Linked DNA regions of Mus musculus: region 1 is linked to region 2. Evidence: chromatin contacts called from ENCODE Hi-C or POLR2A ChIA-PET data. All regions are on one chromosome and are shown on one strand. Each heading gives the region's core, a stretch centred on a gene start or an enhancer-like site at or near the end of the contact. The rest is flanking DNA. Distances are from core to core; before and after follow the strand shown.

What was found. Hi-C counts contacts between places; a loop is a spot of excess contacts on that map. ChIA-PET counts read pairs that join two places held with the same protein, here RNA polymerase II (POLR2A).
Region 1: a loop to region 2 is called in a map of left cerebral cortex, with 2.6 times the contacts of the local background. The contact joins the promoter of Zbtb12 here to the enhancer-like site in region 2. A Hi-C loop is called at or near these places in 1 of 37 maps with a recorded cell type or tissue (left cerebral cortex). POLR2A ChIA-PET finds 5 or more read pairs at or near these places in 1 of 5 experiments (Patski).

The regions. Positions count from the first base shown.
Region 1 is chr17:34,892,992-34,896,535 of GRCm38, reverse strand. Zbtb12 (zinc finger and BTB domain containing 12) reads right to left here and starts at 1,977. Exons shown (of 2, transcript NM_198886.3): 1 at 1,767-1,977; 2 at 1-1,315. The coding sequence starts at 1,295.
Region 2 is chr17:34,654,254-34,657,739 of GRCm38, reverse strand. Atf6b (activating transcription factor 6 beta) reads right to left here. Exons shown (of 18, transcript NM_017406.4): 18 at 2,666-3,269. The coding sequence ends at 3,043. Among named protein-coding and RNA genes, the nearest start is that of Atf6b, 8.9 kb to the right of the region's middle. Within about 2 kb of position 2,017, at least 2 of the 3 ENCODE cell types and tissues checked have a DNase peak (open chromatin) inside an H3K27ac peak, as active enhancers do.

The DNA.
Region 1 (3,544 bases), core at 728-3,227, 240 kb before region 2:
CGCCTAATGGCGGGCTTGTGGGCAAAGCGCACGTCACAGTAGGAGCACCGGTAGGGCCGGGCTCCTGAGTGCAGGTTGAGGTGATCGTGCAGTGTGGACTTCTGAGTAAAGCACTTGCCGCAGATGCCACATGAATGGGACTTGACACCACGGTGGACGTTCATGTGGCGGTTGAGGTTGCTGCTGTGGTTGAACTGCTTGCCGCAGCGTGGGCACATGAAGATGAAGTGTTGCGCACGCATGTGGAAGACCAGCTTCTCCACACCCTGGAACACTTCAGGGCATTTGGTGCATTTGATGTTCTTTAAGGGGTTTCCACTTGAGAAGCCCCCAGGCAGAGGTCCCCGGCTACCCCCTGCCCCCAGACTGCCCCCCGCCCCCCGGGCAGCCATGGCCACCGCTGCTGCTTCCACTAGGCCCGAGGTGGCCCCCACACTGGCCCGGCCTCCTGGGATCAACAACAGGCCTTCCCCTTCCGCGTCCTCTGACAGGCTGTAGCATGCCTTCACCACCCCTTGCGGTGGGGTAACAGTGTTGGGGGCCACACTACTCTGGGCCAGCTCTCCCAGGTGGCTGCTCACAGAGGCCCCGATACCCAGACCCCCGGCTAGGCTTCCAGGGGGTTTGAGCCGGTGTGCCACTTCTAGAGCCGACTCCACTTTGACGATGCAGATGTCAGAAACATCTTCATCTTCATCCTCATCCTCCTCTTCCGCCTTCAGCTCTAGGTCCTCATCCAGCGGAAACTCCAGCTTCACCGGTCGCAGGAGCGGAGGGGGTAGAGGAGGTGGTGGTGGGGGTTTTGGAGCTGGCTTTGGGGTCCTGGCTGGAGGGAGGAGGGACTTGGTGGCACTGACACTGCTTAGGAGGCTAGCCTCGCTGACCCCATCTTCTTTAAGGCCTATTTTGGGCTCAATGAACTGGCTAAGGGCGTTCCGGCATTTCTCCACTACATGCTCCATTTGCAGGTAGGAGGCTGCTGTCAGGTAGTTCACGATGTCCCTGACTGCGAACTCCAGGGCGCCTGTGTAGCAAGAGAGGAGCAAGTCCGCCACAATACGCGCGCTGTGCATCAGTGAGACCTGCAGCTCAGAACTGGGGTTCAGCAAGAACTGGTCCCGGAGGAACGGTGAGCAGGCGGCCAGGATGACCTTGTGGCCACGGAATTTGAGGCTGTCGGCCACGATGGTCACATCACAGAACCGCTCCTCTGCACGGAGCTGGTTCATGTTCCGCAACGTTGCGGCCTCGTGGCCAGGCAGCTGGAAGCGCAGGACTTCCACCCCAGAGGCCATTGTGGCGGGAGTGGACTGCCCTGGGTGGGAAGGAAACGAGTCAGAGACAAAGGTCTCTGGCTGTCGGAGGCCAAGGCTCCAGACCCCTCATCCCTACCTCCCTAGTCTTGGCGCGCCTCCCTCAGTTTCCCCAATTCCAAGGAGGCGCGGTCCCTCCGAGGAGGGAGGCGTGGTTCCCGGGGGCGGGGCAGCGGCGTCCACACCCCCCAGTCCCGCAGCCCGCGCGCCCACGGGAGAATGGATAAAGGGGTGGATGGGGGGAAAAAACCAGAGGATTGCAACTCTGGGGTGGCCCCCGGTTGCAGGTACTCCTCACCCGCCTCGCTCTAGCCTGGGCCGCGCTGCTGTGAGTCCCCCTTTTCACGTCCTCCCACCGCCCGGACAGGTCGTGCACGCCCCCCTCCCACGCGCAGATCTCCGTGGCACGCCCCCCCACCCAGACTCACGACCCTGGGTGCACGCGCCTCTCACCTGGCCCGGTTCCGCGTGCTGATTTTTCCCCCCTGGTCCCCCACCCCCCCGGGGCCAGCGACGCCCCCCACACACGGGCAGGGCCGGGGCAGCGCGCAGGCGCGGGGGTGCACGGGGTGCGCGCGCGGGCCGGCTCCGCGTGGGCGGGAGGGGGAGGGGCGGGGGCAGCTCGTGCCGAGTGTTCCAAGGCCCCGCGCAGCGCAGCGTCCTCGCGGACTCGGGGCGGAGGAAGAGGGGAGGGAATTAAAGGAGCAGGATTCCCCCTCCCCGACCCCCCTTTTCTCCCCCGGCACCCCCACGCGGTTAAAGGGCTGGACAGTCGGGCCTCCCCTTTGGCCAGGATTATTTGTCCGCCAGAGCGGAAATACGCTCCACACCGCCCCCTATTTCACGCTCCCCCTCCTCTCTGCCTCTGGGGCCCGCGGCCCGTCTGCGCGTGCGTGCCAAGGCCCGCGCACTCGGCCCCGCCCCCGGCTCCTAGAGCCCCCCTCCCGCGCCCCAGCGCGTCCCCGCTAGCCCCGCCTGCCCCGCGCCCCCCAGCGCGCGCGCTCCCCGGGAACTGCGCAATCTGCGCGGCCACCTGCTCTCCAGCAAGGCGTCACTCCCGCCCAGCTGTGCGAGTCAGGCCACCTCCCAGAGCCTTGGACCTGCCGGTGGCCTACCAATCTTAGGATCACTGCTGCCCTCGGGTGCATCCTCCGCTGAATGTGTGCACAGTTCCTCAGGCCACATTTCCAGACTTTTCCAAGTCTTCTGAAGCTGGTGCCCACTGTAGTCCTGATCTAAAAGAGAATTTCACTTTCCACAAAGCCTGATGAGCCAGCGCTTGCCCTCAGCTTGTCCGGCTTAGAGCACACGGTTACGTCAATCACACTCATTCTCCCTTCTATTTTATCCACTCTGACTTCTTGCCAAGGTCAAGAACCCCACTCATACTGTGAAAGATTAGTGCGTTTCACCTTCACTGTGTAATTAACCCTGGGACTAATCTTGCAAATTGTGCAATTATTTATATTGGTACTAATGTGCCATCTATAATTTTCTCTGCACCCACTCTGTCCTGTCCCAGAAGAGGAGATGCTCCCTGACCCTAGATACCCACTCTACTCCGGACTGGCTTTCTTTGCCACTCCAAAACTACCTTCAACACAACTTCAATGTGAGTACCTGTCTTGAAGGCTAGCCCACCAGCGCTTCTGTGCACCCCAAATACCCACACTGGCTTTAAAGAATAAAGTCCTCAGGGGGTGGCCGCTGTTGCCTGCAGGTTATATTTTTTTTATTACACCCTCCAGGAAGCTTCTCAATCCTGAGGATGCTCAACTGCTTGCAACCCGATGCCCCCCCCCCCCCCAAGACATCTTGAATACAGGAATTAAGTTATGTATGGGCTGTGTTTTGCAAATAAAAGTCAGACAATAAATGGCTGGGTGTTGACATCATTGGCTTTCAGCTGGACCTGCATCCGCCCATACAAAGTTCATTCCTGATTGAACCGAATTCTCACACCCAAGAGATGCTGTTCCCGGAGAAGGCGCAGACAGCCGCGAGGCAGTACCTTGGCTGTGGTCTTTCATGTTCCTTTTAGAATTCTCTGACTTGTACCCTCACCCAGCTCACTTTGTGGTCAGGTCGTGGATTTTAGGGGGAGTGTAGGCCATTGTGTCTGGTACACCTTGTTTAAAGCCACATTCACTGCCTACTGCACTAGAGTGAAGCCTTGGGCAAATCAGTTCTCTGAATCAAGATGTCTTTATCTTTGAACTCAAGGTTCTGAA
Region 2 (3,486 bases), core at 768-3,267:
GCCAGGAGCTTAAGTGGCTTCAATGAGGTGTCCTGGGGGCAGCAAGGTCACAGCGTTGTCCAGAACCACATGTGTGCTTGCTGTTCCCAGGATCCTTACTCTAGGGGTCTTTGGCTCTGAGCACAGTATCCTTAAATGACCCTTCAAGTTCAAAGATGGAGAAGAGGAAAGGGAGAGAGAACATGACTAAGAAGGGTGAGGGCGACTGAGGGCAGAGCCTAAAAGCACAGAAGGGAGTCAAGAGAGGTCAGAGGGTGAGCTGAGGAAGTGTCGGGAAGGAAACAGGACCTGGCTTCTGTGTGTGGTGGCCTAGCTCTCAGCACAGGCTTCCCTTCATCCTTCAGTGAGGAGACAGGGCTCATGGGTGCTGTTCCACTTGGCTAGGACAGAGTAGGCAGAGCCTGTCCTCACTCCCTCAGCAGTAGCTCTGGGAAGGACTGAAGTGAGTGGCCTCTTCAAAAGTTTTGAGGAGGAATGGTGAAGGATTTGGACTTTTGAAATATCTCCTTTTGCCCTGCTACTGTATAGACAAGATACTGCCTAAGATGCGGTGGGGGTGCGGTGGGGGAGGGAGGTGGCCAACATGCATGGGGGGGAGAGCTCAGTGATGTGGGCTAAGGATGGGGAACCTGGGAAAGAAATGGCTTGAGAAGATGGAAGTACAAGGCTAGAGGGCTCCAACACCCTGGCAAGAAGGGTCTGGGGCCTTCAAACTCTCAGCCTAGAGACATGGGTGTGGGGAGACGGGAGGAGGAGGGGAGGACATTTCTATCTCGTGACAAAAGAAAGTCACACAATTGTTTTGTTCTCTGCTCTGGAGCGGGTGGGCGCCTGTATTTACCAGAGGGACTGAGGTCGCTGTGGCAACCACACATCTGGGCCCCGGGATCCAGATGTGCTGTATCCAGAAGCCATAGCAGAATGATGAGGCAAACACTGGGCTCCCCAGTCCTGGCCCCCACAGCCAGGGAGAGGACTAAGCTTGGAGTGAGGCGCAGGGAGGGAGGGAAGCATGGAGGGAGAGAGAAGAGGCGGTGGGACAGAGTGAGGGGGTCTGACTGTGGTGTGAACAGAAGAGGGGACAGAACGGAGACCACTGCACACAGCCAGCGGGAAGAGATGTGAAGACCAAGGAGCAGGACAAGGCAGAGGAAGGGTAAACTGTGAAGAGACACAGAGAGAGAACTAAGCAGCCAACAGAGTGGTGGGCAGAGGGTGAAGACCCCCAACTATGACCCCAGAGCTGACCAGGAAGCAGTGGGCCTGAGGCAGGAAGGGGCTGCTTAGGTGCCAGAGTGACAGCGGGCTGGCATGCTGAGGGGGCACCACAGAGCAGACTGGACAGAAGGGAGCCTGTACTGGCCTGCAGGGCAACAGACAAGCCCGTTTGCACCTGTGACCCTGCAACCCCATCTCCGCGTCTCTCCTTGGCCCCCATGATGCCCCTCCCCCATGTCTGAGGGTCCCAGTCTTCCACCACTTGGAAGTGCAAGGGAACCATCCCAGAGTCCTCAGTGTGGGGTGCCAGCTCTTGGAGCACCTTCTCAAATGGGTCGGGGACGTGATGGGTACAAGGTGAAGCAGACCCAGGACGGAGGCAGTGCCTAATAGTCCTGTCCAAGGACCAAGTTTCCCAGTACCACCCTCGGAAGTCAGGAGGAGGGTCACATCTTACAGAGGACGAGCCCAAGGTGTTTAAGGACATCAGCTAGTACAGGGCCGTGAAGCAGCCCAGGACCAGGCCATCTGCTTCCCTTACTCCCTGGATAAGGTGCTCAGGGATCCTGGGACAGGAAGTGGCTGTGGACCAGAGCTGCCCTCTGGAGGGAGGAGAGGCTGAGTTCCTGGGAGCCCTAGTTCCAGGTTGCCATAGTTCCCCAGTCTGTTTTCACCCCAAACACAGTAGGGATGGGTGAAGAGAGGAGGGGAAAGCCTGGCTGGACACGTGAGGTTCTTCCTCCCTCCTTCAGGGCTGGGCTTAGAGCCAGGCAGCCCCTGTCCAGTCATCTGGGCTCGGAGCCCAGGTCCAGCTCACACCCTCCAGCTGACCCGGGCCACTCCTGTAGGGTCAGGCCTAAGGCACTGCTGCAATGGGAGTGACTGCAGGGGACTCGCAGCCAGGCAGACTGGGGCCCTCATCTGGATCTGGTCCCTTTCCTCCCACTCGGAGCTCACGGCCCTATCTGCCTGAGCCACTGTCTCCATCCATCTGGGCCTCCCTCAGGTCTGTCTTCCTCAGTTCAGGGCCTAGAGGATGTCCTGTAATGTGCCCCCTTCTTCACCTCCCTACCAGGCCCCCTCCGCTGTGACCCCGCCTTCCTGGGCTTCAAGCCCTCTGGCCCCCACGCCTGTTGTTTGTGTGGACAGCTCATCCTGGAAAGCCAGGGGGGACCTGCAGCAGAGCAAGGGCTGGAGCTGCTGCACCCCATCAAGGGCGTGGGGCCCCTGTCCTGTCCTTCCTGTTTACTCAGACACATTCCGGTGAGATGTTCTATCTGCTGTCACGCCACAGACAGCTAGACAGACATGCCCTAGAGTTGCTGGGCTGGGACAGGGGGGACGGGGACATGAGGTCTGGCTCCTTCTCACCCCACCACGCCATCCTCAGTGCTGCTTCCTTTGATGCTGGCCCTATACACGTCACACACTAGGAAGGTGGCCGCCGTTCCTTTACACCCCTCCACGTTGTTTATTTAATAATAATAAAAAAAAGATACGCACACACATAAACTGACTTCTGCCACCCACAACCATCCCTTGTCCCACCTGGGGACCTAGTCCCACCTTGACTCCCAAACAGATAAAGGAGAGAATGAAGAGGATATGGGGGAAACCCTCACGAGGTACCCTCGGGGAAAGAGGACTGGGAGTGCAGGAATGAGAGGAGCCCTATATTTCTGGAAAGAGTGAGAAGAGAGGTGAACCACCCACCCTAGTCCCACTAAGTGCTTAACCCCCACACCCCGTCTTCCTTTACAATTGCCCCCGAGCCCCAGGATCAGGTTCCCTAACCCGGTTCTAAGTCACTGTGAGGTGAGGATGTCAGGGGTGATTGAGGTAGAGGGGCTGGGAGGCCTGATGGGCAGGACTAGCTGCGGAGCCTGGCAAGGGGCCACCTGTGGTATTGCCCGGGGATGGGGACGGCTGCTTCCGGAGCGAGGGGGGCACCGTAGAGGTCTTGATGTGAATCACCCTGGTGTCCATGACCTCACACTCGATCTGCATCATCTCCTCATAGTCCCCTGGGGGGCCCCGGCCTGACACGGTCTCTGTGTGAAGGAGAGAGGGAAGCGGGGAAGGGGAGGCAGACAGTGGTGGGTGGGGTGAGATGAGGAAGATGGTTAGAAAGTTGGGAAGAGGAGGAGGGCAGAGGCAGCCCACAGGCCGAGTGAGGCGGGCAGAGGGCTGGCGTAGGAAGGTAAGTGACAACAAGTAAGGGGCACATGGGACAGGAGGTCAAGAAAGAAAAGCCTAGCCGCCACCTAT